Regions from separate parts of the Homo sapiens genome. Here region 1 is linked to region 2. A link is a contact called in ENCODE Hi-C or POLR2A ChIA-PET data. All regions are on one chromosome and are shown on one strand. The core of a region is the stretch at or near the end of the contact, and the rest is flanking DNA. Distances in the headings are between cores, read along the strand shown. Region 1 overlaps LRIG2-DT (LRIG2 divergent transcript). Region 2 overlaps LOC124904342 (a long non-coding RNA gene).

Region 1 (4,780 bases), core at 666-3,165, 130 kb after region 2:
CTGCCTACCCAAGTGCTGGGGTTACAGGTGTGAGCCACTGCACTCGACCTTTATTTTTATTCTGTATACTCATCAGTCCCCTTGTGCCCTGATAATGGCTAGAAATAGGAGTTTCTCTTATATACAGTAGCAGGGACACACTTTCTCTCCTTCTCTTTCCTTTCTAAAGGACAATGTCAAGGACATGTCCAGGACAGGTCAGAGAATGTTATATCAGAGATACTGCTGCTATATTTACCCCCACTTGCCTTTCAAGCAAAGCAATTTATATGATTAAAAACAAAACAAAACAAAACAAAAAACAGCAGAGGCAAACTGTCCTGGGTATCTTCAGAGAAGAAAAACATTGAATTTTAAAGCTATATTTTACTTTGCAGTAAATTTTTCTGGGGGCTAAATTTCCTTCTTCTCTTTGTTTTTACTTTTTAAAATTCTCTTAGGAGAGAGTTAAAGAGATGTATTAGCCGGGTGCAGTGGCTCGTGCCTGTAATCCCAGCACTTTGGGAGGCCGAGGCGGTGGGGAGGGATCACCTGAGGTCAGGAGTTCAAGACCAGCGTGGCCAATATAATGAAACCCCGACTCTACAAAAATACAAAAATTACCCAGGCATGATGGCGGGTACCTGTAATCCCTGCTACTTGGGTGGCTGAGGCGGGAGAATCACTTGAACCCAGGAGGCAGAGGTTGCAGTGAGCCAAGATCGTGCCACTGCACTCCAGCCTGGGCAACAGAGCAAGACTCTGTCTCAAAAAACAAAACGAACTGTAACCCCAGTCAGCAAATAAGAGTTCCAAATTTTAGATAGAGAATGCTGAGAAAATTAGGAGGGTGTTAGGGGAAGCTTTAAAGGAGAGAGTGGTATTTGAGACGGGAGGGGGCAAGAAGACATTCCAGATAGAATAAAGAAAGGTGCAGAAGAGCAACCATTCAAGATGTGCTTAGGGAACAGTGACTACACCAATCTGACACATGTCAGGGAACAATGGGGTGATAAGTTGGGCTCACATTTGGAGAGGCTAAAAAGTCTGTACTTAATTCCATAGATAATTCCATAGAGTGTCTGATATTTTCGTTGAGAAATGACATGATTAAAGTAGTGCTTTAGGGCAATTAATATGGCAACTGCCCGGGTGGTGGGGACAGATTGGAGGGATAAAAGATCTAGGTGCTTCAATGCAGGTGATAGCAGAGCATAACAAAGTCTTCCTACCTCCGCATCAAATGCAGCTCAAGGGAGAACTTCCCACCTAGCACTTACATATTCAATATTTATACTTAACCAATTATGTTTTTAGTTGGTCTTCTTTCTTTTCCAAGCCTGACTCGTGACTCCCGTAATATTAGAGTGAGCTTCCTGAGAACGGGCCCTTAATTGTTCTTTTCCTCTTCCTCCCTTTGTAACAGAGGCCCAAATTCCCTCCACACTGTGTCCAGCCTAGTAGTGAACCTCACTCAGGAGGAACAAACTGACACACAACTTCTGGGTGGGGGCCCAGCCTACACTTTCCTTCTGCTTTGGTTTCAGGCATTTTTGACAACATCTAAAACATCCAATTAATTCAGAGGGTGAAAAAAAAGGAATTGGCAGGCAGGTGGGGATGAACAGATGTGCCTGTGTCATAGTGAAAGACAGATTTGAGTTATGGTCCGTTAAAAAAATTTGTGACATTCATTGAGAAGTTATTGTATGTCAAGCATCTTGTAGTTCAAATGTATTATCTCATTCATCTAGTTGGCAAGCCTATGAGATAGTTTCTATTATTTTACAAATGAGAAAACTGATGCACAGAGAAGTTCAATAATTTGTTAATTATTAATAGCAAGTGGCAGAGTCAAGATTTGAACTATGTCTCTTTACTATTAAAAGTCCATTATTTTGGCCAGGTGCGGTGGCTCATGCCTATAATCTCAGCACTTTGGGAAGGCAGAGGCGGGCAGATTACCTGAGGTCAGGAGTTCCAGATCAGGCTGGCCAACATGGTGAAACCCCAACTCTATTAAAAATACAAAAAGTAGCCGGGCATGGTGGCATGCACCTGTAGTCCCAGCTACTCGGGAGGCTGAAGCAGGAGAATCACTTGAGCTCGGGAGGCAGAGGTTGCAGTGAGCCAAGATCACGCCACTGCACTCCAGGCTGGTTGACAGAGTGAGACTCTGTCTCAAAAAAAGAAAAAAGTCCATTATTTTAACCACCGTAGACTACTGATTCTACATTAGAGACCTAGATATCAAGGCCAGTGTATCTTCAATTCTTTAATCCATACCCTTCTCCTGAAACGCAACAGCACTGTTGCCTGAGTGTTTGTTGAAGAGGTTTATTTCTTTGGTTTAAGACTTTGTTCCCAGAGATTAAATTGCAGATCCCTAACCTTCTCACTACTAAGTAGCTCTTAGGAGTGGATCTCAAAGCTTGAAAAGATTTTAGCCTGCCAGACAAATATCATTAATTAATCCCTTTTCCCTTAAGACAGCCAGGCCTACCACACTACCTTGATGGGTTTCTGGACAAAAAAAAAAAAAAAAAGCAAAGGTAGCATAAATATAATTGATGATTTCTATTAGACTTCTTTGGAAAGGAGAAAACAACTCTTACACCTTCATTAACACCTCCATGGAGCCTCCAGGTTAGTGGTAGTAGGGGTTCAGGACTTACATTAGAAATCCCTGTTTTGACCTTTTCTGTTAGAATGCTTGACTGCCTGGCATTTTCCTATTAATACTAGGATTTTTTTTTCTTTTTTTTTTTGAGACAGAGTTTCTTTCTTGTCGCCCAGGCTGGAGTGCAATGGCATGATCTCAGCTCTCTGCAACCTCCGCATCCTGGGTTCAAGTGATTCTCCTGCCTTAGCCTCCCAAGTAGCTGGGATTACAGGCGCCTGCCACCATGCTTGGCCAATTTTTTGTATTTTTAGTAGAGACGGGGTTTCACCATGTTGGCCAGGCTGGTCTCAAACTCCTGACCTTAGGTGATCCACCCACCTCGGCCTCCCAAGGTGCTGGGATTACAGGCGTGAGCCACCGAGCCTGGCCCTTTTTTTTTTTTTAACTTATCCTATCTCATATATAACAATCCAAGAAATATTAATAGCTATCAGTTAGAATGTGTTTTAAAAAACACTTCCGCTGGCCCAGTGGCTCACGCCTGTAATCCTAGCACTTTGAGAGGCCGAGGTGGGCAGATCATGAGGTCAGGAGTTCCAGACCAGCATGGCCATCATGGTGAAACCCAGTCTCTACTAAAATACAAAAATTAGCTGCGTATGATGTCAGGTGCCTGTACTCCCAGCTACTCGGGAGGCTGAGACAGGAGAATCACTTGAACCTGGGAGATAGTGGCTGCAGTGAGCCAAGATTGCGCCATTGGACTCCAGCCTGGGTGACAGAGCAAGACTCCATCTCAAAAAAAAAAAAAAAAAAAAGAAAAGGAAACATAGGCTGGGCACGGTGGCTCACGCCTGTAATCCCAATACTTTGGGAGGCTGAGGCGGGTGGATCACCTGAGGTCGGGAGTTGGAGACCAGCCTGGCCAACACAGTGAAATCCCATTTCTACTAAAAATACAAAAATTAGCTGGGCATGGTGGCGCACACCTGTAATCTCAGCTACTCGGGAGGCTGATGCAGGAGAATCACTTGAACCCAGGAGGTAGAGGTTGCAGTGACTTGTGATCACGCCACTGCACTCCAGCCTAGGTGACTGAGGGAGACTCCCTCTAATAAAAAAAAAAAAGGATTTAATAAACAAATGAGAAGTGATAGGAGATTTTAGCAGATACCTATTCTGCTCTGCTGTGGTGGAGCCTAGCCTTAGGACATGAGACACTACTCTATAAGCCTAGGACCCCGACTCTGGCTGTGGCTGTGGATGCTTCTGAACAGTGCTAAGTGGAAGCCCATGAAAGAACAGACTGTTCTCAAGGCCCATGGAGGAAAAGATGTTACAAGCCATCCCTCCAGATTCCTGGACAAGCTCTGAGTCCCTGCCCAGAAACCAAAAGGTAAGTATAAGTGGGCCAAATGCAAGAACTCCAGGTTTTCAGTCTTTACCACTGACCAACAAAATGACCGGATTTTTTTTTTTTTTTTTTTTTGAGATGGAGTCTCACTCTGTCACCCAGGCTGGAGTGCAGTGGCATGATCTTGGCTCACTGCAACCTCTGCCTCCCAGGTTCAAGCAATCTCCTGCCTCAGCCTCCGGAGTAGCTGGGATTACAGGCATCTGCCACCACGCCTGGCTAATTTTTGTATTTTTTAGTAGAGATGGAGTTTCTTTTTTTTTTTTTTTTTTTTTTTTTAGACGGAGTCTAGCTCTGTCACCAGGCTGGAGTACAGTGGTGCAATCTTGGCTCGCTGCAACCTCTGCCTCCCTGGTTCAAGCGATTCTCTTGCCTCAGCCTCCTGAGTAGCTGGGACTACAGGCATGTGCTACCACGCCCAGATAATTTTTATATTTTTAGTAGAGACGGGGTTTCACCATATTGGCCAGGATGGTTTTGATCTCTTGACCTCGTGATCCACCCGCCTCAGCCTCCCAAAGTGCTGGGATTACAGGTGTGAGCCACCGTGCCCAGCTAAAATGACCTTTGACATCTGGCCTGACCTCTCTGTTTCTTCCTTTTTTGTTAAATGAGTACTCAAATAAACAATAATAGGGCCAGGCACGGTGGCTCACGCCTGTAATCCCAGCACTTTGGGAGGCCAAGGCGGGTGGATTACCTGAGGTCAGGAGTTCAAGACCAGCCTGGCCAACATGGTGAAACCTCGTCTCTACTAAAAATAC
Region 2 (4,440 bases), core at 1,100-3,599:
TTGAGTGGAGTGGCGCAATCTTGGCTCACTGCAACCTCCACCTCCTGGGTTCAAGCAACTCTCCTGCCTCAGCCTCCCAAGTATTTGAGATTACAGGCGTGCGCCACCATGCCCGGCTAATTTTTTGTATTTTTAGTAGAGATGGGGTTTCACCATGTTGCCCAGGCTGGTCTGGAACTCCTGAGCTCAGATGATCCACCCACCTTGGCCTTCCAAAGTGATTGGATTACAGGCGTGAGCCACCACGCCTGGCCTGGAACTGAGTCCTTAATCTGTGTGATCTGACACTATACCTAGGTAGATAGTATCAGAATTGAGTTTAGTTGTAAGACTCTCGGTGTCTGCAGAAAATTGGAGAATTGCTTGATGTGGAGAAAAATCCCTACACATTTGATCACAGGAGTGTTCTATGTTCAGTGTGAGTATAGAGAAAAATAATTTGCTTTTCCTATTCAGTAGCCCACAGGCCCACTGGGATCTCCTCTGTTTTCTGCCCTTCATCAGACTTGGGCTTGGGAAACACTCTGCCTTTGTTCACTTCAGTCTCCGAAATTTGGCCTGTGGACTTTTAGGGTCCTCATCATGCTATGTTGTAAGCACTGATTTCCTTTTCATGCCACCAACAGATTTAAAGCTTCTTAAAAATACAGACCAGGCTTTATTCAGCTTTTTATCTTAACCTAGCCCAGGGCCTGGCACACAGTCTGTGTTTAACAATGCTTGGCTGTCAGTTCTACCATGGTTCCTACATAGCTTTCTCTGGATGCTTTTCTCCAGGAGAAATGCAGCACTATTTTTCTCTACCTGGTTGAAATGCCACTTCCTGCAGAAGCTTCCCCAGGCCCTAAAATCACATGGCATACTTTGTGTGTGGTTCCCTCTCATCTCAAGAAGTTCACAGTTTCGTAGGGATTTAGAAGAGCAAACTAACATGTACAATGCACTGCAGTGCTAGGAAAAATTGTGAAAGACTTTTAAATGGGCAAGTAATGACTGGGTGTCTTTCAATGGAATGATGTGTGTTACAATTCTACCCTACAAAAGTGCTGGACTGTTTTATAACTCTGTAGAAATGAAGGTTAATGGGGAGGCCTGATGATGGTGTAGATGTTTTCTGTCTAGAGCTGGATGCAGGATGCAAACAACTCTGTTCATGGCAATGCAACTAAATACATTTTGTCCAGTACAGAACAAACCGCCCAAGGGGTTCACCTTGCCCTCTGCCTAGACAGAGCATTCATCAAGACAGAGGAATTGCAATAGAGAAAGAGTAATTTACACAGAGCCAGCTGTGTTGGAGACCAGAGTTTTATTATTACTCAAATCAGTCTCCCCAAGTATTCAGGGAGCAGAATTTTTAACGATAACTTGGTGGGTGGGGGAAAGCCAGTGAGCCAGGAGTGCTGATTTGTCAGAGATGAAATCGTAGGGAGTCGGAGCTGTCTTCTTGCACTGAGTCACTTCCTGGGTGGGGGCTACAAGATCAGTTGAGCCAGTTTTTCAATTGGGTGGTGCCAGATGATCCATCAAGTGCCGAGTCTGCAAAATATCTCAAGCACTGATCTTAGGAGCAGTTTAGGAAGGGTCAGAATCTTGTAGCCTCCAGCTGCATGACTCCTAAACCACAATTTCTAATCTTGTGGCTAATGTTAGTCCTACAAAGGCAATCTAGTCCCCAGGCAAAAAGGAGGTCTGCTTTGGGAAAGAGCTGTCTTTGTTTAAACTATAAACTAAGCTTCTCCCAAAGTTAGTTCGGCCTATACCCAGGAATGAACAAGGACAGCTTGGAGGTTAGAAGCAAGATGGAGTCTGTTAAGTTAGATCTCTTTGGCTGTCTCAGTCATAATTTGGCAAAGGCAGTTTTATAAGTAAAATTCCATTTTAAACAGTTATAAAATCCTACTAGTTTCCTCCTTAATTCATGATTTAAATAAATGTATGTTCATTCTCTGTGTGAGTTATGCTTTTATCATTTTGAAAACTATTCTTTAATAGTGGTATCTGTGAAAGAGTAAGCAAAATTAATACACAGTGAGCATTTATTCCATGTCAGGCACTATGCTAAGGGTTTTATAGATTTAATCATCATGGCGACCCTGTAAGTTAAGTTCTATTATTAGTTCCATTTTACAGATCTGGAAACCAAGGCCTAGAGATTAAGTAACTTTCCTAAGGACCCAGAGCTAGTAAGTGGCCTGAGATTTGAGACCTGAGATTTGAAAGACTTGCATTGTAACTGCACTTCAGTCAAGAGGGCAATTGAAATGAAATTGTGGGATCAGGTAAGGCTTCCAAATTTCGGAGGATAAGGTGTTGGTGCAGAGGGAAAAGAAGGGCGGGGCTTTCAGGTACAGGTCAGCCCTAAGAAATGCAGTTGGCCTGGAGAGCAGGGTGTGGGCTGAGGAGTGGTAAGAGATAAGGCTGAAGGAAACTTCAGGAGTTTCCTTCACAGAGGAAGGAAATCACGGAGAGCTCTGTGAGGCCAGAAGCCAAGGAGTTTGGACTTTATCCTCAAACTACAGTATTTTAAGCAGAAAAAAAAGACATGATTAGATTGAGTTGTATTATTTTTATCTTTATTGCTTTTGTTTGTAGTTATAAAAGAGGTATAGGCTTTTTTTAAATTGTTGTTAAAACAAAACAAAACATGGAGAAATTTGGCCCTTCTAGAAAAATTATTTTGGCAGCACTGTTGAGGCTCGATCCGAAGTGGTGAGTGAGAAAAGAGGGAAGCTGTTGGAAACTAAGCCAATAGCAAGAAAAACGAAGAGGAGGGGATGGAAAGGAGAAACAGTAAGCTAGCTGAATCTACAGGATTTGGCAACTGTGGCATGTCGGGGGTAGGAAAGGGTGGGAAGGAGGGGCTAGTGCACAGGGAGAGCCCCATCAAAGTACCTAGCTCAGAAAACCTACTGCAGGCCTGGTTACTCATTCTTAGCATGTAAGAACTGAGATAGTACTTGAAATTTAAAGCGAAAAGCATTGATATCAAGTTTGTACAACACCCATTCTAAAAAGCATATACAAATAGAGCCTGACCAAAGTACCCAGGCCTTTTTTTTTTTTCTTTTTTGGCCTCAAGGTGGTTAGAAGCGGGAGACAAAAAAGGGTGTTGAGAAAGGAAAAGAAAGATAAATCACAAAGACTATAACCATTTAAACCTTCTGTTGACAATTACGCACATACAGATTGTCAGCACACCAGGTGACTTTTAATCCCGGTCCAGTTCCCCTCCTGGCCCTCTTAATGGCTTCTGGCCACTTCCTCTTGGGATCTGGCCAGAGTAAGCTCAGGAAATGCAAAGTTTTAATTCTGGAATCAGTAAAGCATATTAGGAAAGGAAATCCACAAGTGAAAAAAACATCACATTATGCATTTTGAAGCCAAGGGACAGAATCAGATTGTAAATTTGTGGGGACAGGAACCATTTTACACATTTTGGTGCAGAACTCAGGGATTGGTTTAGCCATTATTCCCCCTCAGGTTCACCCAGGATTTGGTCTCTTGCATTCTTGTATGATTCCAAAGCTTCCATCCAGCACAACCTTCAGCTCTAGCAGTTAAGCTGTCTGCAGTCCCGCTTTGTGCTCCCTGACAGCAGGGGAGGATAACCCGCCAAGATGAAGGCCCAGATAAAGAGTCAGTATCTTTAATTATACTCACTTCCCTAGGATTTTGCAGGATCAGATGATAGAATATATTTGAAAGGCCTTTGTAAAATTGGATGAGCTATACAATCACTAGCTGTTCTTTATTCATTGTTGTTCTGGTTGATGACCTAACTGATACTTGCTACACTGCATTGCAGAATGTTCAAGGAGATTCAGATTTTTACAATGACTATGCACTTAATATATTAATGTTACTATGTGCTCAATGGTGTGCTGTGTACTTTCACATGTAATCCTCAAAATAATTTTATCATGTTTATCAAAGATCAGATAGATTAACTTGCTCAAAAACATAATTTTTGATTTTTTATGCTCTCCCAAGATTGGATTAGGTTTTGCCATGTGTTACCACACCACAGAAGTTACTACATATCTTCCCCACTACACTAGAAGCTGTGGGTGCTAGGAACTATATTTTGTTCACTGCATTATGCCCTCTATCCAGCTAATGGAGCCAGGCACAAAACATACATGCTACAAAAAATAGTTAGGGTGAATGAATGAAGGCTGATTTTATATCCATTGCTCTATTCTGAAAACTACTGTTTTCTTAATAACTTACTGTTCATCATCTATTTTTCCCTACTAGAATGTAAGATACTTGTGAAAACATATCATTTGTTTTATTCACTGCTGGATTCTCAAAGTCTGGAACAATGCCTGGGATATACTAAGTGTCCAATAAATATCTGTTGGTGAATGAACAAACGATAGCCACGTGGACAAGCAAATTCCACCTCTTTTTGTCTATCACTATATTTTTTCTTTT

The links. Hi-C counts contacts between places; a loop is a spot of excess contacts on that map. ChIA-PET counts read pairs that join two places held with the same protein, here RNA polymerase II (POLR2A). Pooled maps may share reads with other maps.
Region 1: a pooled map shows a loop between it and region 2 (2.1-fold over the local background). The contact joins two enhancer-like sites. A Hi-C loop is called at or near these places in 4 of 50 pooled maps. POLR2A ChIA-PET finds 5 or more read pairs at or near these places in 10 of 52 experiments (Caco-2, GM10248, GM12878 and 6 more).

The regions. Positions count from the first base shown.
Region 1 is chr1:113,029,841-113,034,620 of GRCh38, forward strand. All of the region lies in intron 2 of LRIG2-DT (LRIG2 divergent transcript), which reads right to left. Among named protein-coding and RNA genes, the nearest start is that of LRIG2-DT, 41 kb to the right of the region's middle. Within about 2 kb of position 1,916, at least 2 of the 41 ENCODE cell types and tissues checked have a DNase peak (open chromatin) inside an H3K27ac peak, as active enhancers do.
Region 2 is chr1:112,902,747-112,907,186 of GRCh38, forward strand. The region is part of intron 1 of LOC124904342 (a long non-coding RNA gene); the gene reads left to right. Among named protein-coding and RNA genes, the nearest start is that of MIR11399, 23 kb to the left of the region's middle. RefSeq lists enhancers at 1-482, 483-1,414, 1,321-1,615, 3,418-3,977. Within about 2 kb of position 2,350, at least 10 of the 41 ENCODE cell types and tissues checked have a DNase peak (open chromatin) inside an H3K27ac peak, as active enhancers do.